7 separate regions of the Mus musculus genome follow, and all the other regions are linked to region 3. Evidence: chromatin loops called from intact Hi-C (ENCODE). Cell type or tissue: heart. All regions are shown on one strand.

Region 1 (4,000 bases), 180 kb after region 3:
GAGGCAGGCAGATTTCTGAGTTCGAGGCCAGCCTGGTCTACAAAGTGAGTTCCAGGACAGCCAGGGTTATACAGAGAAACCCTGTCTCGAAAAACCAAACAACAACAACAACAACAAAAAACTGTAACTCTAGTTCCAGGGGACTCAACACCATCACACGCACGCAGTCATACATGGAGGAGAAACACCGATGCCTATATAAGGAGAGAGAGAGAGAGAGAGATCATTAATGTAGGTGCTAATCCAATGAGTGACGTCCTTATAAGAGAGCATGGCATAGGCAGAAGTGATAAAAAGAGATTAGGATACAGGCACTCACATACAAAGATGTCCCTTTGAAGGTGGGACCTAGGTAGATGGCTATCTGCAAGCAAAGTGGAGCCTTGGATGAAAGCAGCCCTGACATCTTTATCTTCTACTCGGAGCCTCCAGTATTATGGGAAAAAACATTTCCATTGCATAAACCACTCAGCCTCTTTTATCTTGGAAAATTAACGCAACCTCTAATATATAACTTTTACACTCAACTAAGTCAGACTCTCTATTCTGCAAAAATAAAGTAATACTAAGCACCCAAGCAAACCCCACATAAAACAATCTTTTAAATGCTTTTCCAAATTTCTAGTAACTCAGTGCCTTGTGCAAGTGCTCCATCTCTGAGCTGTATACTCCCACCCGTTCTGCTATAATTCATTTTGACTTTCTTTTCTCAGAAGCTTGAAGCCTATTTCCCTCTTAATTACCCCAATTAATATCATATTCCCAATGATAAAAAGGAGAGCATCCTCCAGTTTGGTTATTAACTCTTGTTTGGTAAGTAACACATCAATACAGTAGTCTCCCTTTTGCTGGAGTTTTGCTTTCCTGTTTCAATTACCCACAGACGATATAGTTCAAAATATTAAGGACTTCCTAAACAGTTAACTCCTCAAGTTTTTAGTTGCCATCTCACTCTGAGTATCATGATGAAAATTTGCTCCATCCTGCTCTGGCCCAGCTGGATACATTTTCTAAACAACCTTATAGTATCCCAGGAGCCACACAGTCAGATCAACTGTTAAGTACGCAGTGCCTGAACTGGGTCCCCTTCAGTTAGTTAAGCCTGATGCGGAGGCTACAACGCCTCCATCAGCACACCCAAATAAGGCAGAAGAAGGCAGGGCTCCGAGAAGGGATGGATTTCATCTCTCCTTTCTTCAGGGGCAGCTTTCCTGATGACGGTTCACCGACTTGGCATGCTAAAGTCGCCCCTCGATCAGAGGGATGTCAAGCTAACTCTGGTTGTGGGGTACCCGCCAGATCGGCGAGGTGGGAAGCAGAGCTTCAAGGACCAGCGAGATGGCTGTTTGGGTCTAGCAGGCGAGGTGTGTATCCCCGACAGGCTGGAGTAAGGAGACTCGGGGAGGTGGTGTCCAGGGCACAAGCAACCTCGTCTGCCTTACGTAGGCTCACGAGCGTCCGTTTTATAACAAGCCACTGCAGAGCCCCGTGAGGCCAGGAGGACGCCGCTGCAATTAAAACCGGATCAGACCCTGGTTTCGTCACGTTTGAATTATGTAAGCTAGAGCAGGGCACCGAACCTCTCCCGAGCCTCTGGGTCGCTTCCCCAGAAGGAAGGATGACAGTCCCCGCCGCGCCGGGCGCACGCGTGTCTGCGGGCGCCTGCCATCGCGCCCTTCGGGGCGTGCGAGCCACGGCCGGAGCGCTCCGGGGCAGCCAGCGGGCGGGCGAGCTGGAGGGAGGCGGCGCCGCGAACTCGCCGCCGGTGCTGGGCCGCGCTCCCCGCGTTTGAAGTCTCCGGCGCGGCCGCTGGTTGGCCGGCGCGGGTCACGTGCGCGCAGGCAGGAGTTTCCCCGACAGCTGGAGGCTGCGTGGGATCCGGCGGCGGCGGCGGCAGCGGCGGCGGCGACGGCGGCGGCGGCGGCTGCAGCTCGCGGCGCGGCCTTCCCCGCCCCCTCGCCTCCGCGCTTCCGCCGGCCCCTCACCCCGGCGCTGACAGACCGGCGCGCGTCGGCAGCGAGCATGGGCGACAAGAAGAGCCCCACCAGGTAGGGCGCCCGCCGGCGGAGCGCCCGCGGCCCGGGGTCCCGTGGCGTGGCGTGGAGCGGCGCGGCGCGGGGCGCGCGCGTGTGTGTGGGGAGAGGGGGTGCGGCGCGGCGCGGCGGGGCGCGCGGCTGCCCACAATGGGCCGCGATGGCGGCCGGGGTCAGCGGCCGCGCTCCCCTCCCCCGCGCGGCGCCGGGCGGGGCGGGGGTCGCGGGCCGGGCGGGGCGGGGCGCGGGGCCGGGCGCGGCCTGCGGCTGACCCCGCGCTGCGTCGTGTCCGGTTGTGTCCTGCAGGCCGAAGCGGCAGCCGAAGCCCGCCTCGGATGAGGGCTACTGGGACTGCAGTGTCTGCACCTTCCGGAACAGCGCCGAGGCCTTCAAGTGCATGATGTGCGATGTGCGGAAGGGCACCTCCACCCGGTGAGTCCGGCGCGCCCGTGGATCCCCCGCGGGGCCCCCCGCGCGACGCGGGACGGCGGGGCGGCCAGCCAGGCGGCGGCCGCGGTGGGGCGCGACCCGGCTGAGCCGCGGCTGGCGGCGAGGGCTCGGTGGCGGCGGCGGTGGCGCCTGCTGCGGAGGATGAATTATCCATGGGGGTCGCCGGCCGCTGCCGTGCCGTGCCGTTCCATGCGTGGCCGGTGCGGTGCCCCCTCCCCAGCCGGGCGCAGAGACCGTGATCGCTGGTCGCATTGTGGTGTTAGTGTGCGGGGAGGGGGCGGGGACGGGGAGCCGGGGCGGGGGAGGGGACGGAGGAAAGGCCGCGATGTCACTCGGTCCCCCTGGGGAAAAAGTATCGCTTGTAGGATCGTAATGGATTAAACTTTCTTAGTAACGGATGTCCGGAAAGGGTCAGGCCAAGGTTTCGCGTCTGGGTTTTTTTTTGTTGTTGTTCTATTTCTGTAATAATTTTTTACAGTTAAGTAGTTGGTTGGGAGGTGAACCCAGCAACGCAGTTTTACTCCAGTGCCTGGATATTTTTACACAAACGAGATGACATGATCTTTGTCTGTTGCCGGCCCTGGATTTGTTGTATGGTAGGCATATAGTATTATAATTGTCTTTCCAAAAAAAAAAAAAAAAACCATTTAAAAGAGTTAAATTTAGGAAATTCGAACTCAGTAGCATTCTTGATCTGTCTCCACTTGGTCATAGTTCCCTTGGGAAGGCCGCCTTTAAATCCACTTCTACAGTGATTTGTAGCAATATTTAAGTAAGGCATTTATTTTGCTGCTATGAAGCCTATTCAAATACAAATGATTACAGAATACGGGGAATTTTCTGTTTGAAACAGAGGGCCTGTATAATTTTGACATTCTAAATAGTCAAAGTTATTTCTAAAAATGATGTATCCTGTTTTTTTTTTAAAAACTCAGTTTATAGAATTTTACTAACATTGTAAGTGTAGAGACATGTCAGGATTTTATTGTTTCTACAATACTGGTTGTTTTTGACATACCTGTCATAAATCTCAATAGGTTTTTACTACGAATTCTCATTTACATTGAATACAATATTTTTAGTATTTCTTGGTGTCTATTAAAAAGCAAGGTTTTAAATCCCTTTTAAGTTCAAGGAAAGATTCTAAAAAGAGAAACTACTTGCTATTTCTGGACTCACGTTTTAAGTGTTTTGGAAAGCACGGTGTATATGTCTATATAAGGATGGAAACGGCTTAGTGTATAATATATGTGTATTTGTAAATGAGCAATATGGAGATCATTTGACTTGGGTTTTTTTTTTTTTTTTTTTTTTTTTTGCTTTTGTTTTTACTTGTATCCTCTCATACTTTTAGACGAACACTGGATTAGAAGAGCCTATTTGTTTATTTGCAGGGACAGCAAGGATGGGGGCAAGCTGGTGTGTCCTACTCCACAGCCAGTCTTGGGGTTAGAGGAGCCCCGAGAAGTAGAGTAGGTGGTGACACTCAGAAGAGAAGCACCAGGCTGAGTCCCTGA
Region 2 (4,000 bases), 460 kb before region 3:
CACATTGACTAGTCAACAGTTAAAGGGATGATCAGGATTTAATTGTCAACAGAACTACCCAATCACTCACATTCTTTGCTTCCTCATTATGTACACATGATGTGGGATAATTAGAATTCAGTCACTAACACGGAATTTAGCTCTCCTCTGTAATTGCAACACATCACGGAACCCCTCTCCCCATGAACTTCGTAGGTCGCTTTCAAAGATTCTCAGAAATATTCATCATGCTTTAAGAGTAAATAGCACACAAGCTTTCCCTGTAGTAATCTTTACTTTATATGTAGCTTCCTTGTTTTGCTTTTGTGTTGTCTATAAGTGTATTTTTAATTTTTTCAAAACCTATTTTTAATGATAGTTCTTAAACACTTTTACCTCCCTTGTAGCCTACCACCCACCAAAGGGAGTAGAAAAGAAAAGATATGGAGGGGAAGGGGGGAAAGTGAACCTGTTTAGAAAGGTTCTTTGGAACAACTCCCATCTATGTTGTCTGGAAATCGGCAGTTCAGTTCACAGATTAGCAGCAGCTCTATCCACTTGCAAACATCATGGATACACCAGCAATCCAGTTTGGTAGAGTCAGGATAGCAAACATGTATCAGTAGTGGTGGCACTACCTAGCAGAGACAGCCAGGCTTCAGCCTAGGCACAAGACAGCAGGAAGGACCAGGAGGGAGACCAGGAGACCATTCCAAGACTTTTACCATGAAGGTCTGTATAATTTATTCAAATGATTTCTGAGCATTTAATGAGATGATCATATGGGTTTTTTTTCCTTTGATTTTGTTTATATAGTGTATTTCATTGATGGATTTGCATATATTGAAGCATCGCTGCATCTGTAGGATGAAGCCTACCTGATCGCGGTGAATGATCACCTCTGCTGTGCCTCTCTCAGGTAAGCAAAGTTCAGTGAAGATGTGAGACCAACAAGCGTTGCACAGCTAGCTCTATAAGCAAGCCTAACTCAGCCCCCGTAACTGTCAGTTGAATCCATTCCGAACATCATGTATCCTCCACAGGTCTTGCATCGGCATGTGTCTTGGATCTCAGTACATGCATCCGTCTCAGCTGACATCACTGTCAAGCAGCCCAAGTCTACACAAGTGGCAAGAAACTGCAGCACACCAGCAGAGGCTTGTTGGCGTGTTTCTGTCTATGGAGTCATGACAAATGCAGCTCAACTATGCAGTGTAAAGTAAGCCAATACATGTGTGTTGTTAGCAAAGAATCCTTTATCACGTGTCCTTTCACATGCTTGCTTTAGCAGAACATCCTTTCTCCTGTGTCTGCTACAGTGAAACATTCCTTCCTGAGGCTGCCTTGGCCTTTCACTTGCGCCCACTTTAGCTAAACATTCCTTCATGTGTTTGCCCCCGCAAAACACCATTCAACTGACTTTCCAAAGAACCCTTAAGTTTTCACTTCATAGAGGTTAAATCTCAGTGAACGGTTCATATGACTAAATCACTATAACATTTTATCACAAGAATTATGGAGAAACATGAAAACAAAATACATGTCTATCTATGTTTTATATAAATGTTCCAGAAAGCAATGTGAAAAACTTATTGGATTTAGTTTTTTAATGTATGTTTAATAGTATGGATGTTAAAGGAAAACTACATTCCTCTTTAAGTGTAGACTTTCTAAAACTAATTTTTTTTAACTCAGAAACTATTTTTTATCATATTTGGTAACTCTATCGGTGAGCAATGTTTAAAAATCATTAAGGTGGACAGGAGAAGAAAGCTTATTGATGGGTCATGCTGTAGTGGCAGTACTATAAGGGGCACACAAAATCTGTCACCAGGACTTTGTGAATGTCTGGATTCTTTGGAAGGGGAGTGAAGAATAAAAGTTTAAAGACAACCCGGGGTTTGGAAATGACAGGAAAATATCTGGTACCATCCTGAAAAATAGGAAAAACGTAAGAAGGAACAAAGGCGAGATGAATGAAGGTGGTGAAGTTTGAATGGGAATGACACCATAGCTTCACAGATCTGAATGCTCGGTCACCAGAGAGTGGCACTGTTTACAAGGGTTAAGAGGTGTGACCTTCTTGGAGGAAGTGTGTCACTGGAGGTGGGCTTTGAGATAGGCCCAGCGTCACCCCCTCTTCCTGCTGCCTGCTGATCCAGATATAGAACTCCCCTCTTGGCTGCAGTACCATGCCTATCTGTGCACAGCAGTGCTTCCCACCAAGATAATAATGGAATAAAACTCTGAGTCTGCATGCCAGCCCCGATTGCATGAGTTTCTTTATAAGAGTTGCCCTGATCATAGCAATGGAAATCCTAAGATAATACTTCAACACAATAAAGGCATATATGACAAAACCACAGTCAAGATTATCCTAAATGGAGGAAAATTCAAAGTAATCCTATTAAAATTATGAGACAGGGATTTCTTCTCTTCCCACTTCTCTCCAATATAGAGGTAAAAGCTCTACTCATTGCAATAAGAAACATCATGGAAGAAGGAACAGAAAGATTGCAAGAGGCAGAGCCCTGGCAACTCTGCCATGTGTGCACCTTTTCCAGAAAGTTCCATATGAGCTTTTTTTTAGTCTGAATAATATCGCATTGTATATGTTTCTTTATGCATTCACTCAATGATGAACACCTTTTACATACTATATCTTCAATGTGTAAGCCTTTTACATTCTTAACTTATTCCTAGCCTACTATTTTTGCTATCATTGTAAACTTATATGTGTTGTTAGTTTGGTGTTTTCATTTCATGTATGGTCTTTATTGGTTGGGGTAAATTCTCTCCATATTTTGTCGGAGTGGTTTTTTTATCATGACAAGTTGCCAAACTCTGTCAAATATTATTGTTTCACATCTACTGAGACAATCACTTGGTGTTTCCCTGCATTCTATTGAAGTAGCATATCACATCAATTTGCAGTTGTTAACCATTCTTGATAGATCTTTCTATGTTTTATCCTATTATTTTTGCCTTAATGTTCATTATTTCATTCCTCTTTCTAAAACATTGATTTTAGCTTCCTCCTTTTTTAGTGTCTTCAGATACAGGGTTTAGTTTGAGACGTTTCTCCTTTCTTGATATAGGCTTGTGTTCACTGTAAAATTCTCCTGCAGAACCGTCTTGACATTTACCAAAAGCTCAGTGGCGTTTCTCTAACACTGGGCATCATACCATACATTCTGCATCACTCGAACCGGATTCACAAGCCTGCAAAGTCTGTTGGCAGCTTAGCATTTACCAGGTTACCAATGCCAACAACGAAGAAGGACGTGATTCCTCCGAAACAGTACTGTAGCTTAGGCATAGAGGTAGCTAATACAGCATCCTATACTTAAATACTCAGCTAACTGACATTTTTTACATTTTTTGGTACCGGGTAATAATCAGTACTGTTAATAAGAGTTTGCACTAAGACTCTTTAAGTGTTTTATGGCCAACAACAACAGTAAAATGCCTGTCACTAACTCTAAACATAAATGTTTATATATGTGTAGATACATATATAGAGATAGATAGATACATATATAGATACATAAATAGATACATATATAGATACATATATAGATACATAAATAGATACATATATAGATACATATATAGAGATAGATATATATCATGTGTATGATATTTGAATAAGATTTACTTCAGTCTTGAGACTTCCTTATTATCATTTTGACACATAATGAATCTCTTGATCAGAACAGTCTTTAACATTATAAGAGACCTTCTAAAAGAATAAGGTTCCTACTGAATCCGCAACTGAGCCCAATTATAGAATAACGAGGATTTTAAACAGGAAAAGTCATCCATAAATTTTTCACAAATAAAAATGTGTACCAAATTCTTCCCTCCAGGAAGTTGAGAACTGTGCTTTGGAGAATTTGGTTACATGTTTTCTGAGAAGTTTGAAAAATTAACACAATTGGGTGTTTTTTAGAAAATCCATGTCTTGTGCAACTGTAAATTATCTTCATTGCTAAAGGCAGTCTTAATTAAATATATAATC
Region 3 (4,000 bases):
GAGGAGAAAGTGGGGGTGGAGGACCCTCTCTGTGGAAATGAAGAGGGAGGAAGCTAACCCTGAGAATCTCTGAGTTTCCTTTCTCAGCCCCCTAAAGTGTGATCATCAAATAACTGAATATTCTACCTAGCTGAAACAAAAGGATGCCAGCTGGGGGGGATTGCTTCCATCTGCATAAGTTCACTGTTGACAATAGCAGTGCCTTTCAGACCAGACGGAAAGGTCCGTCTCATTCAGATTGAAAGTTAGTAGGAAGTTTCTAACTGTCTCCAAACTGCTTCTTGGGCAGGAACACAATAGAGAAGTTGACAGTACCTGCTGGAAAAGTAGCAAACAGTATTTACAAGTAGCTACCTTGTAACACACCCACAGCTGGCTACATTTAATACAGATAAACCTCACCACAGGATGGATGGAGTGGGGATATTTGCGCCTCTCCACATTCAGTGTGGAGCTAACTCTCCTTTAAGAGTTCTTGTTAAAAAGGGGTCAGCCTGGCAGCATATAATCTGCATTTTACTAACATGCCGGTTTAGAGGGTGATGTAAAAGTCTGTTGGCTGGTTGTACATTTGTTCTAAGGATGCCTGTAGCCCATGTATTCTCTGAGAAAGTCAAACAGAATGAAATAGGAAATGGGGAAATTGAGACTGATATAGTGGTTTGCTCTGATAACCCCAGCACTTGGGAGGTCAGGCTAGGATAAACAGCAAATCTGAGGGCAGTGTGGCCTACGCTGTATGAAAAACCCTTGTCCAAAAATAAAATTGTAAAATTTGACCAAAGTCACGAGTTAAAGAGCAGTCTGACTCGGACACAACTCTCACTGGTGAATCTCACAGATCAACGGGGAAATGGGCTCATTAGAGGTTTTCCCACAAACTCCGGTGTTCTCAGGACAGAGGGACTTCTTGTTCTCTGGGAAGCATTTGGGAAACTTGAATCCACTTGAATTGCAAATAATGGTTTGTGATGTCTGTAGTGTTTCCCAACTACTCTAACAGAGCCAGGACCCTTTGGTCTCTGTCACTTTAAAATAAAAAAAACTAGCAACGTTAAAAAAAAAAAATCCAGCTTGTACCCTGCTTCTTCACAATGCAGCAGAGATAACAGAATTTGGCCACACAACTATTTACTTGAGGAGGGATCTATTTATGGCAACCTGTGTATTTTTAAATCGCAGTTACAATAGGCTATTGTTCTCTTATATAAATAAATATATGCTGCAAAATCACCATACGGCTTTAAAGTAGAAACTGGTGGCATTCAAGGTGCGTTTATTCCATAGCTTTTTACGGAGGATGGAGCATCTAAGTTTGTTCCTCACCCCTCTTTTGGCATCCCCCTCACCTGATCCCAACTACAGCTTGTAGCTTAGAATGTGGATTCTCCTGATTGCTAATTCCTAATGATCATTAGTAATTGTTGTTGCTTCCTGGGCTCGCTTTGAGGTCCAGTTTTTGCTTCTCCGAGCCCTTACTGCAGACAGCTGAAGCCAAATTCCTCTCTGAGAGCTCCTATAAATAGCACAGAAACAAGATTAACATGGACGTGCAGCGGGGCGTTTTCTGGTGTTTCAAGGATAGGAGGAGTTAAAACTCTTCCTAGCTTTCCCTAAGTGCATCGTGTGCCTGACTCCTTTGCTTTCGCCGTTGTTTACTGATAAAAAATAAATCTCCGGCTCTAAGCCACAGGAATTGCTTTTAAATGCAAGAAAGTCCTAAGGGGGGAGAATTCGTATGTTAATGAGCCTTTCCAAGTGAGAACTGGGTGAAACGCGCCTTTTGCTGGCATTGTTATGGGCAGCCTGGAGATGATTTGTGTAAGCTGTAGCCCCTTGGGGCTGGGGGTGTAAAGCCTTCATCGAGCTCCTCCCTAGCCCAGCGTGTGGGGCCGCGAGTTCGAGGCTCAGCACCGCCCCCTTGCACACTCGCCTGCGCCCGCGCGTGCACCTGCGGGCGGGGGAAGTTTACAGAAGCTTCCAGGGCCGTCTGCAGCGCGCTGGCCGCAGTCCTGTGCCACGGGGGATGGAGCGCGGCGGGCGGCGGAGCTCCGGCGTCTGGGTAACTTTTCTAGGAACGCCGTGCGCGGGCAAGCCCCGGTGGACACCTGCCAGAGGACGGTCAGCGTGACAGTTCCTGGAAAGCGACGGAGCGACCGCGACCGGCGGCCCCGTGCCGGAGCCGAGCTGGGGGTGGAGCGAGCGGCGGCGAACGCAAACGGTCTGTGCGCCCCGGGGACCGGGGACAGGGTCGGGCTTGGGGTCTGGGGTCACCGCCGGGTGCGCAGGCGCGCAGGCGCGCAGTGCTTGCTGGATGCGGGCACGGGGTAGGGACTGCCACCGGGTGGAAGGGACCGGACCGCGGGGACAGGAGCGCGGGGTGGGCGCTGGCCTCCGCTGTGCCACCAGGGCGTCGGGCAGACCGGGATGAGGCGCCCCCTTGCGGCCAGAGTCACCGCCGCCCGGGCGGAGGACTGAGGCTCTCCCCAGGTCTGGGTGGCCCCCGCCGTGCTCACCCCTGCTGTGTCCCTGAAGATGGTGACATCCTTCTTCCTATCCTGTCTTTAAAGGCTTGGGTTAACCCGTGTGCAGATAAAGCGGGCGGTGTGGAGTATTTTTGTTTTTTGTTTGTTTTTGTTTGTTTTTGACGACTCCAGTCTTCTCCCATACTTTCTGGAAGTGTTTTCTCGAGAAGCGCGTTCCATGAGAGCTGTAAGTTTCACAAAGGAGATGTTGTTCTGGAGCCAACAGGTGACGGGGTGAAACCCGAGTCTCTGTGTACATTGGAGTCAGGTCTGGCCGCCGTTTCCTTGGGCCGCTGCCGAAAATAGAAATTAAAAAAAAAATCAGAGAGAGATTGATGGGAACACAGTTTTGAGAAAATGTGTCTCCCACTGTGGAAAATGATGGTGTTGGTAGACACGGCTTTGCGTGATTTGTCACAGGCCACAGTACGCAAGCTTAGATCGCTCCAGAAGTGTCTCTGGCAAAGTACCATGCCTTGTCATGGAATTTCCTCCTTTTGTTAAGCGGTCTGTCCCGGAATGTACTTTTGTGAAGTTAGAATGCTGTCGAAGAGTTCCACAGACTCTCTTGGAAAAACTGCCTAGTATTTTGGCAACTGGTGGCACATAACAGCTGGGAAAATGGGGTGGAGATTTACCTGGAAAATACCCAGTGGCAAATGTCCAAATGCCACCGATTGCTGGCGTGAAGTACTTTAAAAAGGGAAGTTAGTTGCATTAGCAACCTTCCGATAAGTTTGTTAAGCTTGGTCTTCCAGCACAAATAGAGCTGACTTGGGTTATGTTAGCAGTGCCTTTTGTCTCTGTAGGCAACAGGTCTGGACTGTTCTTTCTGTGTGTTTGAAAGGGTTAATCATTGTGTGTGGCTTACTGGGAAATTCAAATCTCGACTCCAACTTTTGCTCGCTCTGGGTTCATTTTAAACTAAGGGCATAAGCAAGGAAATGTGTATATCTAATTTGTGTTTTGAGAACAGAAGTATTCGGGCTTCCATGCTACCACATTTGCCCTTGGTTACACTTATTTGACCTGTATGTTTAGCTGAATGACTAAGGACCTCGGGGTGACACCCTCAGTGAGCCAGGGTCTTGTTAACAAGTAGATTAACAAAGACGCTGTTCAAGTCTGTAGCTCAAAGGGTGGCACTTAGCAGCAGGGGACAGAAACCTAAGGAACTGCAGCCCAGTAATTTCACAGATCAGTATCAGTTCAGGTTAATTAAAGAGTCTCATAAGGATTCTACACTATCCGGGCAATCTTCACACAGCAGCCAGCGTGGAAATTTATTGGGAAGTGACCAGTGCTACGATCTTAGACTTCATAGTCACAAAAACATTGACAGATGTTTGATTGGTTTTATGTGTATGGGGACTTGGCCCGCGTGCACATGTATGTGCACCACGGGCATGCCTGGTGCCATGGATCCCCTGGAACTGGAGTTACAGACCGGTGTGACCTGCCACACGGGGTGCCGG
Region 4 (4,000 bases), 250 kb after region 3:
AGATTAAAACTCATTAGACGTTTGAGGGGATGAACGGGTCCAGCAGTCCATATACCTATGCATAGTAGACAAGCCAGTGGCGGTACTTCTGATGAACAGTTCTTCGGTGGGGCTGTAACCAGAGCGTTCTTGTGTCATGCTCTGGGGTTACAGAATTCCAGGCTTGTGCTCCACTCCTGAGTCCCGTGTGGACGCTTGCTTGCTACACTTGCTACACTGTTTCTCATTCAGGCTTGGCCTTGGTTACTTCAGTTACCCTGCTGCTGCTTGGTTAATGAGGTAGAGGCTAGGACCCTGTATCTGTCGGTCTAATAAGTGACCTTAGGACCAGACAGATTTTGGAAACAATGCACAAATGATTTGTTGTCTAAAACAAGTGAGAGCTGCAAAGAAAATGGCATTGTTACACCCAACTTCACAAAGTAATTTTTATTGGAAAACTGAGATTTCTATTTTCATTTCCGTTGTTACCCTGTTGTGCGGTTTGACAGGAGACATGGAATAATCTGGTTAGTTCCAGTCCCCCATGCCCACCCTTCCCACCTCCACCGCTACCCCTGGCCAAGAACAAAGGTACATGCTAGGTGTTGATTGTAAATAAACTGTTAAAATAACACTGAAAATGTCTTTATCTGAAAAGTTTGTGAGGCTTATTAAATGGATCTTCAGGCACTTGAATTTGACACAATTTGAAATATATGTTATTAGTTAGGGTACCACTGAGTTTGGCTGCCTATAAGAAAGGGCGTTTCTAATCAAGAGACAAGCATTATTATTAGACACACATTTATTTTCCTGACTAACTTTTTAAAATTAAGACATATAACTTTGTGGGCTTAGGTATATCTGTCAGGAAAACCTTGTGTAACAGTACAAGTTTTCCTAGTGATCTTAACATTCTCGTGCTGTAGTTGTTTATACAATAGTGTACAGAAATCAACAGGCAGTATCTAAAAGATCACCAGTCAGACCCTGGTCCCAGAGTCGTATTTCATCATTAGTCTGGTATGCACCTTTCCTAGAGATGGTAATAGGACTTCCGGCTGAGGACTCCAGTCTTAGATCATAGATCAAGGCGGTTTGTGGGACATTAGACACAAGAGTTTTGCAAGTCTGACATTTTATAGATCTTTTGATATCAGAATAGTAACTTTTAATTGACTCCATGGAGAAGACAGAGCCCCATGCTGCTAGGATGAGGTGTCCTAGGTCACTGACGTGCCCGACTCTGTCCCTAAGGGTGGTCAGCGTCAGATGGCTGCATTGGAAGGCAGTGACCGTGAACCATTTTGCAGCATGAGCCAGCTTTTCTCCGGCCTTAGGAGGAAAGCTGCAGTGTCCTCAGCTCAGCGTTTGGAGCGCAGCGCAGCGCAGCGAAGCAGGGGTAGGCGTGAAGGCTGTCAGCGCCGGGTCTCGTGGCCAGCTTGAAACACCGCATGAGTAATTTCAGTCAATCAATTGGAATGTATTTAATGATTCTTTTCTCCCATTATACCTGCATTTGTGACATTTTATTTTTGTTATAAACAGATGTTGGTGAAATGAATTTTCTAAGATAGTACCCATAATCTAAGAAGAAAAAGATAAGATGTATCGGTGTCTTAGTCAGAGGGAGGAGATCTTAATGTTTCCAAAGAGTTCCTGACCTGAAAACATTTCTATTCATAAGATATTCTCACCTAGTGGGTTTTTTTAAAATTTTGAGCCCTAAGAAGACATTGGTTTTCTGAAAATGCTTCAGTTTTTCTATAGCAATTGGGTTTTCAGTTTGGTTGCTCTAAAGCTGAGCATAAAGTGATTGTTATTCAGGAAATTCCTCGGTAGTGCCTAATGTGAATGCTCACCAGGCCTGTTATTTCTTCCACTGTCAGGTGTAAAGAGTTCTCTCTGAGTTACTGGAATCCCTATTGGATGCTGCCCTCTGATGTTTGTGGAATGAACTGCTTTTGGGAAGCGGCTTTTAGGTAGGCCCTTAATATTTAATTAGTAGATGAGAGTAGGTAAGATTAGATAGTAGATGATCAAACATTTCACTGTATAAAACTTTCTTTTCCTGTATTTCAGTATCATATAACTAAGTTGATTTTTCTGGTTGGGTTTTCTCTTCCTTTTCTCATCTTTTACTTATTAACTTTAATAATACTATGTGTAAATGCTCAATTTTTCCAAATGTTATTAAGATAAGCTATAGCTTTTAGAGGAATTTGTGGTTGAGCTTAACTGATAAATTGATACCTAGGTGTGTTCTAGGTTGATAGAATATCCTGACTACTGCAGCTTGGGAGGAAAGGGTGTATTTGGTTTGTACTTCCAGGTCACACAGTCCATTTCTGAAGGACGGCAGGGGAGGGACTCAAGGCAGGAACATGGACAAGTGCTGCTTGCTGGATTTCTTGCATGCTTACCTCAGCTGCCCTTATAGAGCCAAGGCCCTCCTACCTCTGGGTGGTACCTCCCACACTGTTCATTACGACAGTCCCACAAACATGCCCACATGCCATTCTGATCTAGGTGTTCTGCTCTCGGATGACTCTTAAGCTGTGTCAAGTCAACAATTTATGTAGACAAGATGATAAAAGGCTTCCATTAGACATTACAGATAGTGTGTGTTTATACATGCAGTTATCTAAAGCTAGAATCTTTAATACTGGGTATTTAGTACCCAGTATTTATAAATCCTGGGGCAGGTGAGATTGTTCATCTGGTAAAGATACTGGAGCTGACATGCCTCACACTGCGTTGGCTCTCAGGACACATAGTGGAGGAAGATGATTGCCTCCTGCAGGTGACCCTTTGGCATCCATGTGTGTACTGTGTGTGTATACCCGCCTCAAATAAATAAAATATTAAAAAACCCAAAAGGTAGTGTGCTACAACACTCTTGGAGGGGATGTGACAGCTAAGGAAGGATTGTGTTATCTTTAGCCTGGAGGTGTTAGGGGAAGCGGAGGGTAAAGACATCCTTACTGAAGGAGTGTAACCTTTTAAGTCACTGCGTGAGGAAGGCTGTATTGGATTGTATCCCATCCTGCTCTTGCCTTCAGGGAGGAATCAAGTATTGATACGAGTAGGTAAGGCAGTCACAGTCCTGAGACATTGCTGGAGGAGAACCTGGGATGGCCTGACTTGTCCTTTGAGAGCAAGAGAGTTTGAGGCTCACTACGTAATGGTTAATTTAAACTCACACTGTTTGCCAGGACCATGCCAGTTACTGCATTCTCGAGTCAGGATGGTGACACTCTTGTGTTTCAGAGCTTGCCTGGTAATGTTTGCAGTAGTGACCTTGGGTAGAGAATGACAAGACTTGACATTTCGTGAAGGCCTCATGTCAGGAGTTGATGAGAGGAAACTATCGCAGTTGAAGGCCAATCTAACCTTGGCAGTTTTCCTCCTGAGATGGCCTTCTTGTTCACTGTGCATTATGTCAGGTTGACAGTCAAAACCATCCATTACTACTCCAGTCAGTAGCTTAGGACATAGGAAGTTGGAGAGCTATCTAGAAGGACTTGAGGGGTGGCTGGGTAGGAAGCCTGCCAAGGGAGCTGGATCCCTGTTGTCTGCAACAAAATCTAACCCCTTTGTAGTCCAGGGCTCCTCTCTTTGTGAGTGGTCTGCGGGATCCTGCTGGGCCCCAGGATTGTGTGCCCAGCTCCCAGTCCCTGCCATGCTGAGGTGTCCTTGTGCCCATGGGCAGGCAGTGCTGTGCCTCCTGCTTATATTATTCTCTCCTGGATTAGGAGAGCCCGTTGGTGTTCTTTGAATTATCTAGAGATTTCCTCTTGTTATATGGAAAATAGGTTTTATTTTAAAACTCTTTTTTGGTAGCATTTATCTTGCTATTGAATTCAGATAAAGCACATTTCCAGAGCATGATGACAATCCCACTGTTCACTTGGGCCAGAATTACCAGAATGGCTGCTTCCCTCTGAAAGCTTAGTAAACGTTAGCCATCAGTTCCTGCAACGTAGAAGCTTCCAGTGGATTTCTTTTCATTCTTCTG
Region 5 (4,000 bases), 240 kb after region 3:
GGTGTGTTAGAAAGATGTACTATTCTCTTTGTTTTTACTGGCCTGTCTCCTTTTTGAGGGTAGGACACTCCTTTATTCCTGAATACTGTGCATCCGAGCCTCTTGTCTGGCATGTAGAAAATATTCAATAAATATTTATTGAATGAACAAATGTATGTTTTTTTTTTTCTCCTTATACATCTTCGTTGTTCATTGGATTTTTTTGGGGGGTGGGGGGGGAGTTAAGGCATGACATTTAATCCTTCTGAGATGGAAACAGCCCATAGTTCATCAGGTGATCTTGCCATGGTCATAGAGCCAGGGAATGAGAGCTTTTATGCCTGTTATTGTCCCTCACATTGTCCTTTGTGGGCACACTTCTCAGTGACCCAGATGCAACTTGAACAATTCAATAGCGAGGTTTTTCTCATGACGTGTGTGTGCACTTTTAAGTGTGCATGCATCTAGTTTTAAGTGTGTGCTTTTCAGTGTGGTTTTGCCTGTATATTTTTAAAATATGTGCATTTTACTTGTATTTTAAATGTTTTTGTTTCAAGTGCATTTTAAAAATATGTGTTTTAAGCGTGCATCTAAAGCATTTAATTGTTTACATGTATTTAGGTGCATGTGCAGGTTAAGTGTGTTCAAGTATATCTTGTGTGCATTTTAAGTGGATTTTTAAGTGTTTAAGTCTCAGTTTTGGCTCTGGATTCGCTTACTCCAATCTCTCATCTCTGTCCCAGCCTTCACTCCAACCAGACTCGCTCTCTAACATGCAAATGTGATCATCTTCCTTCCTTCCTTAAAAACCTTCAAGCAGATCAAGTTCAAACTTCCAAGAGTTTCCAAGAGTAACTGCTATCCCTCTCTGCAGTCTTAACCACTCCCCGAGTCCTTTCTTGCGGACTCATCCTGGCATCGCGCTTCTCAGTCTCCTGAATACGAGAGCCGCTTTCATTGCTCGCTCAGTCTAGAATTCCTTCTCTTAAGAGGGCCACCCTCGCTCAGGAATACTCTGCTATACTAACTGGAAGGTACAAGCGACTCACTTTGGGGCGTGTCCACACCCGGTGGCTATCCTGTCTTTGTACAACAGCCTTCTTCAAAAGGGAATAAGAGCTTTTGCACCAGATGTGAATGGCGTGTGTATTGCCTGGGAACATGGATTCGGGTTGGGTGGAATAACACGTTCCAATACAGAATAAAGTCAGAAGTTAAGGCAGTTTCCAGATACCGGTTGGACCATCAGATTGATTATAGCAAACAGGAAAAACTGACAGGTGTCAGATCTCATCTAATGACATTTTAAGCTTTCAGAATGGTGGAAACCATTGATTCGATGAGGTTGCTTTAAAGGTTTTGAGCCAAAAGTATGTTGGGTATGACACGATTGGTCAACGAAAGCCTATTAAGGGACTAAGAATAATCATAGAGTTTAAGCTTTGTTAAATCGTCCACAGGTCTCCCGTACCAAAGTCCCCGAGCTGCACATTCTCAATATCTGCCTTCCTCCCCGTCCCTAGGTCCCTACGAGGCTTCAGCGTGACCCAGCTCAAGGCGTGGAGTGTGGCGGGAAGGAAGGGAGGCCGGGTTTGGAGAGGACCAGTTTTGCTTTGGGTATGCAAATGATTTGTCAGCAACGTCTAATAAGGCTGCCTTCCCAGCCTTGTGTGGATGGGCAAGCAAAGCACCATTGCACTACCGCCGCCTTACGACATCCCACGAAGCACAGATGTTTTAGACCCGACGCTGAGGTCCGTGAGGAGCAGGATGGGTCGAGGAAGAGTTAGCAAGTGCGGTAACCACGGTTTCTTTTTAGTCAACGCAGCGATGCCTGAGAATTCAAGTTGCCCAGCGCCACAAACTGCGCAAAGAAAAATCGCAGATTTAGGGCAAGGGCCTACAGCCCTGCTTCTTTCGCTACACTTGTCCACAGCTCAGAGCCGGGCAATCTGTAAAGAGGAACCAGCATCCATCTCAAGGCTCGGCGTGAAGGCCGGGAGAGCGCCAGCGCTCAGCTCCGCTTCCGGGTGCGCTGCGGAGGCGGAGCCTTGGCCGGGCGTTGGGGCGTGGCCCGGAGGCGGGACAATACCAGGCAGGGGCTGTGGTTTGAAACAGAGGCGGGGCCTGCGCCGGATGTGGGAGGGGCTGTGAGCGGGGCGGGGCATGGCAGGGCTAGGGGCGTGTCGTGTGGGGTGCTGGGCTTGGGCGGCATGGGACCGAGTGGGACCTGGCGGGGATTCGGGCGGAGGGGCGGAGCGGGGAGGGGCGGGAACCAGGCTGGTCACGCTGCGGCTGCGCGTTGCGATTCTTCGTAGTTCGCCCGGGCGGGCGCGGCGGCGGCGGCGGTGACGGCGGTGACGGCGGCAGCGGCGGTGGCGGCAGCGCGGGCCGGGATGCGGCGCTACCTGCGGGTCGTAGGGCTGTGCCTGGCCTGCGGCTTCTGCTCGCTGCTGTACGCCTTCAGCCAGCTCGCGGTGTCCTTGGAGGAAGGAGCTGCCGGGGGCCGCAGGCCGCAGGCCGCGGTAGTTTCCTGGCTGGCGGACGGTGGACGCGGCACGGGGAGAGGCGCGGGCAGCGCGGGCCCGGGCCGGACGGGCAGGTATGAGCCGCATTGCCGGGAGTGGAGGTCTGGGAGGGCCGGACGCGCCGCTCCATCACCGAGCACTGGCTGGCTGGCTTCAGATTCAGTGTTAGACCAGTTAGAAATTGAATCGCTTTGCAACTTTCTGAAAGGTTCGTTGGAAGTAAGTGGTGTCCCACAAAATCCTAATTACACTGCGGCTAGTGGGATTCCCTCCTGTTTCCATGGAGTCGAAGCTGAGTAATTTGAGAATCAGGCTGGCGCCCTAGTTGAGCCCTCCACCTCCCAGGTGTCTAAATTTTCCGCCTAAATCTTAGCTTTTTATCAGTAGCCGTAGCTAAAGAAATCTGGATGTGGCATAAAGCGAGCTGTGAATTTTTATTTTGAAAATATTCGTTTTTTTGGAAACGTAAAGGAAGTTCAGAAACATGAGTGATACTTAATATGCTTATATCTATGGGAGGAGTAAGGTATGAAGAAATCACTTTAAAAAAAAAGAAATGAATATTTATAACACAGCATAATGAGTTGGTGGATTTGCATAAGTCACTGCCACGGTTAGAATCATGAAATTTAAATGGAAAACTGTTTGGGCAGTTTACTTAATTCGCACTGCCTCCTTGGTGGATTCCTGTGTTTGGGCAGTTCTGAGACCAACTAATTGGAGAGTGGAAGACAGGAATTGTAAAAAGAGTACATCCACTTTGAGCTGTTGTCTATGTAGCATCTGAGAGTTGATGGTCTTTTCCAGCGGGAAGCGGGTAAAAGAGAAGCTAGCATGGAGATAGTGAGCTCTTGGTTTATGGTTTGATTGTAGTCAGAGAAATGTGGGGTATAGGTGTGCTCTCAGGTTCCACTGCCTACAACCTACACCCCCAGACCCCCAGTAGGATTTGCCGAGGAGAGCGGAGGCAGGAGGACCATGAGTTCGAGGCCAGCCTGGGCTACACATTTAAAAGCCTGGCGGTGGTGGTGCATGTCTTTAATTTCAGCACTCGGGAAGCAGAAATAGGCAGATCTCTGAGTTCGAGGCCAGCCTGGTCCGCAGAGCAATGTCCAGGATATCCGGGGCTCTACAGAGGAGCCCTGTCTCAAAAAACAAAACAAAACAAAACAAAACAAAAGTATTAATTGCCCAGAATTACATAAGAAGTATTTGGGGAAAAAAAATCCAACTTGGAAGGAAAACATTTTTAAATGGTAAGGACAGTGTTTGAGAGAAATCTCCTTTCAACTAGTATATCCTATTTGAAACGATTATTTCAAACTAGGCTTGGTGGCTTACACCTGTATTCTCAGCATTCAGGAGGTAAGGTAGGAGGATGGAAAATTCAGTACCTGTCTGGTTTTCATTGGGAGTTCCAGGCCAGCCTGGGCTGCATAATGAGACCCAGGTTCAACAGACCAAGGACTGAGTTTGTATCCCAGCCATAAGGG
Region 6 (4,000 bases), 690 kb before region 3:
ATTTTCAATTTGTAACTCATTCCAATAGATTACCCAAATTAAAAAAAATCAGAAAGATTCTATATTTTCCCCTATTGGCCCCTATCACTTGCTTTCTCCCTTTTTAAAAGATACTTCTGTTTGTATCTTGATGATCCTTCTATAGATCTTCAGAAAACTCTTAATGAGCTGTAATTATGTTCTCAATTAGTCCATCAATAAGGACAAAAAAATAGATTGGCAAGCTACCTTTCTACTAAAAGCTGATAATTACCAACAAAGTGGGGCATTAATTAAAATTATGTCTAGAGCTCTCCTCATATTCAATTCATTAGTTTTAAAACTATGCATGTAGTTGACCTTACTCATCTACTGCTGTACACCTGGCACCTAGGATCATCAGGTCTTAGTAAGTACTGGCAGAATGGATAGATACCTTGATGATAAGTCAACCTACTTAAGACGCTGTTTTACGCCTCATCACTCTATAGGTAAGTGCCCTTTCCTATAAGAAACGCATGTGTGAGCCAGGCAGTGGTGGTGCACGCCTTTAATCCCAGCACTTGGGAGGTGGAGGCAGTCGGATTTCTGAGTTTGAGGCCAGCCTGGTCTACAGAGTGATATCCAGGACAGCCAGGGCTACACAAAGAAACCCTTTGGAGAAAAAAATATGCAAATAGATAAATAATAAAACAACCACTAAAAAAGATAGCTAAGGATGATGCTGTTTGGAACATACACACACATACACACACATACACACGCACACAGAGAGAGAGAGAGAATGAGAGAGGGGGAACAACTCATGAAGCAACATTGTTGAAGATCAGAGCTTTGAAGAGCAGATATGAGTTTGGGAGGTGAGAACAGTTAGGACAGGACAAGCCTACCACTCAATTCCTTGATCTGTGTTCAAACTCAACTTCCAGCCAGTAAATCTGGATATGTGATCTAGGTGATGCTCACTACTCTGGGTAAAGGGAAGATGACAATAGCTTCTGTCACACAGGAGAGCTGTGGGATTCACAATAGCCATAGGGAGACCCCCGTGGTAGTGAGTGATCCAGTTCTTACGCAGCTACACAGAGCTTCAGAGTGATCCGTTATTCAGATGGTGGCAGCAGCGGCGGCAGCAGCGGCAGCATATCTCAGAAGGAAATGAGCACCAGATGTTCTGTGCACACGTGACCTTAGACTCTGCAAACAGCTACAGCCACCTATGGAGAAGCTCACTATGTCCTGTGTGGGCGACTCTGATCCTCAGAGGTTACTTCTGTCTTGGGATAGATCTCAAACCATGGGGAGTGGTTGTAGGACTAAGATTTGTCAGTGAGCAGCGCTTGACAGGAGCATAAAACACTGCTAGAGTGTGGGGTGTATGTGTCAGGGGGAGCTGAGCAAGGAGTAATCTTAGATTTAAAAACTTGTGCTGTCTTTCCCCCAAATCCCTCTAATAAATACAACTTCCCTTCATGCTTTAAGGAAACATCTTTCATAGAAGGTGAAGGATTTATTGGTATAACTGCCTCATCTGAGATTCCAGGAAACATGAACACAGTGTGGTTGCTTTTTCACTTTAAACTTCTGGGAAAGCCAATCAAAACCACAGCATAGTATCCCTTGTGCCTCTCTTGGAACGTGGCAGGGACTCTGGTCTCCACTAGTACATTCTGTCTGACCTGACCAGGAAATCTCTACACCAGGTTGGTCTTTCCTAGCTAACACAAAGACCTAGATACATTTTGTTTGTTTCAATGGCTTCCCAAGGGAGATGGGGCAACAAAAACTCCCTTCAGCAGGTGTGGCACAGTTTGTGCAATCCTGTATTGACAACAACAATAGCTACCAACATCATATTTCCGTTGCTTTTATTTCAGTGATTTTAAAAGTGAAAAGTCAACATGTTATTATTTATAGATACATATCAGAGGGATTGCTATCTCCCTAACAGTGCAAATATTTCAGTGACTTTGAAAATGAAACGCATTCTAACTCCTAGGTCTATTCAGACTCAGTGTATCTACCTCTTGAGACTCAGCCCTCCTTGCATTGTGGTTTTCTTGCAATAAATCTCCCTTTTCTTATTAAAATCTAAGGTGTATTTATTATTAGAGATGCCTCTATCAGTTCCTTGTCACTAAAGAGGACCTTTCCTTTTCAGCTGTATTACTCTGTGGTGGACAAGAGAGGGCACTCTTGTATTTCATGTGAAATCGAGAACATGATTTTTTTTTCCCCAACTGTTTAAGGATTGACTAGAGAGAAGTGAGGTTTTTAAATGGGCTGGAAAAAAAAATGTAAAACATAAAACATCGACACAAATGTATCGCTTTTACAAATAAGTCAAACATAAGAGAATTTTTGGAAGATTACCCTATAAATCGCTTTAAAGAGATTTTGACAAACAAATGCAAATAAGAAGAGACATAAAAATCCTTTTCTACTAAGCTTGACTTAATTCAATCTGAAATAAGTAACCATTAGAAATAATGCAGTTTAAGAACGATGAGAAAGGCTTTCTTACATTCCAAATTTCACAGAAGCTAGGGTTTTTACTTGAAAAGAGTGCTCTCCCCTGATCTACAATGGAATCAAAATCATCCAATTTAAAGTAGAAAACAATGGAATGATATCTCCCCAGCTCCAAGGAGGAGGATTTTTATCATTCTAAAACACAGCCTGGCTGCCCCTGATTATATCCCTTTGGGTTGAGTTGTGCGGGAACTGATGCTAGAACCCATAAAACAGAGCCATCAGAACCTACCAAGTATTTATTCTGTTGGCCCTTTGCTCCCAGGACCACTGGATCCCGTAATCCTCCAGAGGATCCTAAGCTTTGCAGTTGAATGGATTCGTATGGATTATTTTCTCCAGCAGCTGCTGCTAATAGTCAAACCCCAGGGAAAGATCCAGAAAGAGCTCCGTAGTGGACCTCAGAGGGAGCCGTGTCTGGGAACAGCACCCTTATCAAAGACCAAAATGTCAGTCATTCAAAATAAGTACTTATTTATCTAAAATTCTAAATGCTATTAGCACTCTGTTGAGGGTAAGACTCATAACAGACTAAATCAACAGTGACATATATGTTAATACGTCTATTATTTTTATTCTTAAAGAATTCAAGTTTTTAAGTTATGGTAATAAGGAGTCAGGAGTAAAAATTACTTTGTTCTGCATTAAATTCGACTTCTATTGGCTTACCATGAACTGTTTCAGTGACTAAAATGTGTTATGTGGCATTTTCTATCTCCTGATTAAAAATTATTGCTAAATTTTGTTCTTTAAGACTTATGTTCTTAAGAGGAAAAGTATTCTCTAGGGCTGGAGAGATGGCTCAGAGTTGATAGTACCCAGTACTCTTACAGAGGGCCTGGGTTTGGATCTCAACACACACATAGTGGCTCACAGCCATCTGTAAACTCAGTTCCAGGGGGATCTGGCACACATGCACGTAAAATGAAAATATATATATATATATTCAACTACTCTATGCAAAATTATTCATTATTGTTTTGAATATATGTAACACAAAAGTGTTCTCATATTGTTCAATTGTCAGCCTCCCTTTACACTGACAGTTTATTTTGATTGTCAACTTGATGGGCTCTAGAGTTATCGTGGAAACATATCTCAGCATTTCTATGGTAAGTGATGTAGATTGCCTCAGCTAAAATGGAAAACCTAGTGTGAATGGTATTATTATATAGGCTGGGGTTCCAGGTTGAATAAAAAAGAAAAAGCAAGCTGAATGCAAACATTCATCACTGTTGGCTTTGTAACTGTGAATTCAATGTGACCAAACCAGCCACTTCCTGTTTTTCCTGCCATGCTTGCATTGCCTGTATGGACTGCCTCCCTCTGAAACTGTAAGAAAAATAAGGTTTTGGGTTTTGTTTGTGTCTGTTTTTTAATCGGGTTTATCTATCTATCTATCTATCTATCTATCTATCTATCTATCTATCTATCTTTGTCACAGCTTTGAGTAAGTAACTAATATAGAAGATTTAATACCAGAAGTGGG
Region 7 (4,000 bases), 57 kb before region 3:
GACCAGGTCTTGCGTAGGAGGAACCGGAAAAAGAAGCTGAGGTCCTTCCTTCCGGGCTTTGCTGTGTGGCAGGACAGCCTTCAAGGCTTTGCTGTGTGGCAGGACAGCCTTCAAGGCTTTGCTGTGTGGCAGGACAGCGCTTAGCTCCCAGGCGCTCTGGGGAGGGGAATGACAGGGAATGACGGACCTCCCTCAGCACGTGAGTGTTGTGATGTCCAAGGAGGACTGAGAGCCATCAGGCTGAATGTTTTCATCAGTACCTAAGGGCTCAGGACATGTGAGATGCTGGTAGGAATCATAACACGATACAGCAAAAAGCAAATCCAAGCTCCCAGCTGGTGATGTGGATCTTGACGCGGTTGAACCCAAAGCCTTTAACCAGCGAAGTCACCTACTGCTTCCAAGGAGGCAAGTGCGAGGACTGGCTGCAGACCGGTGCCAGTGTCTGGCCAGCGTTTGGTTTCCTACGATCGAGCATAGACTCGGACAACTGTTTAACAAGTGGGTAATGGCTTCCCTTCTAGTTTCAAGGAATTTATTTTCAATCAACTATGTAATATAAGCTACACGGGCATTCTTCTTTTTCCTCCTTCTGTTGTCTTTTAGCTTTTATGTATTCTCTTAGAGGAGAAAATAACCTGTAATTTTATTCTTCAAATACCTCCTTCAGAAAATAGCTTTTATCATGCTTGGAATGCCGCTCAGTGGGAGAGTGCTTCCTGGGGTTGCTTTTTGTTTTAGCTTGAGGACCACCCCAATCTATGACACAATATGGAGGGGGCCAAAATACTTGAACTTTCTCCTCACCCTGATATTACATAGGAATGCTGCAGAAGGGGGCCACGTGTTGCTCTGCCAACCAGATGAAAGTAGAATTTGGGGGAGGGGGCGATTTGGGAGAGGGGAATCTGTGTGATAAAGTCTAGGATCCTAGAAGGTCTCATACTTGCTAAGACAACTTTTAGGGTCAAAATGAAATCCACCCAACTATTTCCTATTAAATTAAACTGCAGACGGGGGCTGGAGAGATAGCTCAGGGCTTAAGAGCACTGAGTGATCTACCAGATGTCTTGAGTTCAGTTCCCAGCAACCACATAGTGGCTCACAACCATCTGTAATGGGATCTAGTGCCCTCTTCTGGTTGTGTCTAAAGACAGCAACCATGTATCACATACATTAAATAAATTAAAAAGTAAATAAATTTTTTTAAATTAAACTTTATTATTATTGATATCGATATATAAACAGTGACAAAGTAGTCTCCTAGATTAAAAAAAAGTAATAATTTGAACACTGAATAAACGTAAAGGGCCTTTCTTGAGGATTTACATAATTATGAATAAGCCGGATGCTTTAGAAAGGCAGGAGAGCTGCACCCAGTCAGCAAATCACAGCCCACAAGCTGTGGAAGTCAGAGATGTGTCTTGTCTGCCGAGCTGCCATATGGGATTTATTTAAAACCGAGGCCAAAGCTCCTTAACTCCTTAGGACTCCTGTGAATTTTATCACGAAGTCACTTCATGACCCATTTGGAAAACAGTCATTTAAGCACGGACCCAGACAGCTTTATAACAATGCATAGTAAAACATAGGTCATGAGTGAGTTGAGAAACAGGACCAGACTACCGGCACCAGCAGGGTTAGTCAGGTAGGTGGACACAGCCACCCAGGTGTCTCCGCACCAGGCCAGTGCAACGGCTAATGAGCTCATGAACCTGAGACCAGCTTCCTATTAGCCTGGTGCCACCAGATACCACGCTGGGACATTGATTGCGATTGATTCTCAGAAGGAATGCCCTGGGACATGCGGTGCCCGTGACGCCCTCCACCTATCCCTGCTTTCAGAATCTGCTCTTCAGCTTCCAGGCATACCTGCCAGCAGACTTGGCAACTATCATATCCCTCAACTTCAACATGAAGAGCTGTGTCCCCATGATTGATCCATCTATCCCAGGGACTATGTCACCACAAAGGAGTTAATTTGTCTTGTTTGAAGGGGAGGTTTAATTGCACAGGTCGGTTTAAAAAAAATGTTAAATGCCTGCTTTTGATTTTTCGTCTGTGTCTTGCTTTTTCTCCAAGACCTCAGAACAGTGCAATCAATTTCCTTAATCAGCACAGCTGGGCCATAAGTGTGCTAGAGACTGTGATCTAAAACCTGAGTTAATGAATCCAGTGACAAATAGACTGTCCTTAACGTGACTGCTTTGCAAAACTCCTCCCTCAGCCAACAGGAGGAAAATAAGCACTAGGGGGCACTGTTGAGCTAGAAACGACCTCTTCCGAACCAAGCACACCCAGAAGTGCTGGCTTTTTACCAAGGAACTTGGCTTCATTTAAAACTGCAAACCTAGGCGCACTAAGAGGTTTGGAAATTTTGTTGTTAGAGTTAAAGATGATCCCTAATTAACACTCTTATGTTGTCTCTTGCTGAACTCACTTTGTACCTGAACTGTTTTAATGTCTCATATAATGTTGCTTTTGAAAAGGGCTAGCAGACAGCTCTTCTAGACATTAAAAGCTAAGACAAAATGGTGGAAAAAGTATGCACCGCCTAAGAAGCAAAAGTACAGAGAGAAAGTAGTATGAAAAAATACACAGGGTACATTCAAGTGAAAGGAGACGGTCCGAAAGGTTCTTTTGGGGGGAAATATGAATATGAATATATATGAAAATGTGAATATGTACTATTGGGTTTTTTTCCTTTCTTGTTTTATTTACTGCTAAAATAATATACTGGGGGTAGGGATGCTAGACATATAATTACACTCTTGGGAGTTTGGAGTGAGGAGTTTAATGTCATCCTAAGCTACATAGCAAGCTTTAAGATAGCCTGGGCTACACAAAACAAAAAACATGGCTCGGGAGATAGTTCATTTGGTAAAATATAGGCACGAGGACCGGATTTGCCCCCCTCCCCAAACCCATGCTTTAAAAAACTTGAGTTGGTGACAAAAACTTGTAGTTTTTCCCTAGGTGGGGATGTGGAGACAGGCAGAATCTCTGGGACTCAAGGACTAGCCAGGCTAGTCTACCTGGAAAACTCCCAGCTAGTGAAGGACACTGTCAGAAAACAAGAGGGCTGGTCCCTGAGGCAGAACACTCAGGCCTTTGCAGTGTGCGCGTACACAAACATACACAAGCACACACACACAAGCATATTCTCTCTCTCACACACACACATGTACACCACACGCACACACACATACATGTGCTTGCACACGGATGCATACAGACACATACACAACCACATACATATACTCATACTTGCACACAGATGCATATACACACACTGGCGCACAGATGCATACACACATGCACACACACTCACAAACAGACTCACACACACTCACACTTTCTCACACATACGTGCACCATATGTATACACACACGCACACATGCATATACACACAAAGACATTCGCACACACATGCATAGATACACACACACATAGATGACACACGCACACCCACACACACACACATGCTGCTTATCTTTCCTGGCCCACACAGAGGCCTGAAGAGGAGCAGTTGTTTCCCATGATCCCTCCTTACTGCCCCATCCCCAAACTACGCACTCTAGAGAAGCATTTAGCTCAGTCTCTGCGGTCGTGTGACCCCTGCCCCAGACCTTGCCTTCCCTACAGCCACACCCTTGTATTGCTCCAAGGTGGGATTAACTAGCTTAAAGAAGGTCTGTGCTTCAAGGTCCAGGCTCAGGGCTCTCTCCATGAGAAGTGTTCCACAGGAGGAAGTATAATATAATAACATACAGCCAGGCAGTGGTGGCGCACACCTTTAATCCCAGCACTTGGGCAGCAGAGGCAGGCGGATTTCTGAGTTCGAGGCCAGCCTGATCTACGGAGTGTGTTCCAGGACAGCCAGGGCTATACAGAGAAACCCTGTCTCGAAAAACAAAACAAAACAAAACAAAATAATAATAATAATAGTAATAATAACATACAATGTTTGTATTGCTGTCTGACTGTGTTGACTTGGTG

What was found. A loop is a pair of places that touch in the nucleus more often than their neighbours do. Peaks named below come from ENCODE experiments on the same cell type or tissue, not always from the same donor. Only the 100,000 strongest peaks of a DNase experiment are listed, where the experiment ranks them.
Region 1: it touches region 3 in a loop (2.0-fold over the local background); 2 of 42 quality-filtered maps call a loop at or near these places.
Region 2: a loop joins it to region 3, with 7 times the contacts of the local background. A loop is called at or near these places in 2 of 42 quality-filtered maps.
Region 4: it touches region 3 in a loop (4-fold over the local background); 3 of 42 quality-filtered maps call a loop at or near these places.
Region 5: a loop joins it to region 3, with 2.4 times the contacts of the local background. A loop is called at or near these places in 3 of 42 quality-filtered maps.
Region 6: it touches region 3 in a loop (6-fold over the local background); 19 of 42 quality-filtered maps call a loop at or near these places.
Region 7: a loop joins it to region 3, with 4 times the contacts of the local background. A loop is called at or near these places in 17 of 42 quality-filtered maps.

Annotation. Positions count from the first base shown.
Region 1 is chr15:93,334,805-93,338,804 of GRCm38, reverse strand. It overlaps Yaf2 (YY1 associated factor 2), which reads left to right and starts at 1,870. Exons shown (of 4, transcript NM_024189.6): 1 at 1,870-2,048; 2 at 2,340-2,465. The coding sequence starts at 2,023. In heart, no CTCF peak of the experiment used is centred here; DNase peaks (open chromatin) are centred at 1,814, 2,544 and 2,754; H3K4me3 peaks cover 2,747 bases; H3K27ac peaks cover 2,187 bases.
Region 2 is chr15:93,975,803-93,979,802 of GRCm38, reverse strand. No RefSeq gene overlaps it. Among named protein-coding and RNA genes, the nearest start is that of Gm30609, 15 kb to the right of the region's middle. In heart, a CTCF peak has its summit at 2,034; no DNase peak of the experiment used is centred here.
Region 3 is chr15:93,517,485-93,521,484 of GRCm38, reverse strand. The region is part of intron 1 of Prickle1 (prickle planar cell polarity protein 1); the gene reads left to right. Among named protein-coding and RNA genes, the nearest start is that of Prickle1, 76 kb to the left of the region's middle. In heart, CTCF peaks have their summits at 2,246 and 2,449 (motif pointing left); DNase peaks (open chromatin) are centred at 1,524, 2,094, 2,424 and 3,054; H3K4me3 peaks cover 3,295 bases; H3K27ac peaks cover 4,000 bases.
Region 4 is chr15:93,263,835-93,267,834 of GRCm38, reverse strand. The region is part of intron 1 of Gxylt1 (glucoside xylosyltransferase 1); the gene reads left to right. Among named protein-coding and RNA genes, the nearest start is that of Gxylt1, 9.3 kb to the left of the region's middle. In heart, a CTCF peak has its summit at 1,926 (motif pointing left); no DNase peak of the experiment used is centred here.
Region 5 is chr15:93,273,457-93,277,456 of GRCm38, reverse strand. Gxylt1 (glucoside xylosyltransferase 1) reads left to right here and starts at 2,278. Exons shown (of 7, transcript NM_001357006.1): 1 at 2,278-2,581. The coding sequence starts at 2,376. In heart, no CTCF peak of the experiment used is centred here; a DNase peak (open chromatin) is centred at 2,126; H3K4me3 peaks cover 3,300 bases; H3K27ac peaks cover 1,774 bases.
Region 6 is chr15:94,211,785-94,215,784 of GRCm38, reverse strand. No RefSeq gene overlaps it. Among named protein-coding and RNA genes, the nearest start is that of D630010B17Rik, 33 kb to the left of the region's middle. In heart, a CTCF peak has its summit at 2,163 (motif pointing right); no DNase peak of the experiment used is centred here; H3K27ac peaks cover 1,225 bases.
Region 7 is chr15:93,574,306-93,578,305 of GRCm38, reverse strand. All of the region lies in intron 1 of Prickle1 (prickle planar cell polarity protein 1), which reads left to right. Among named protein-coding and RNA genes, the nearest start is that of Prickle1, 20 kb to the left of the region's middle. In heart, CTCF peaks have their summits at 1,135 (motif pointing left) and 2,242 (motif pointing right); a DNase peak (open chromatin) is centred at 2,255.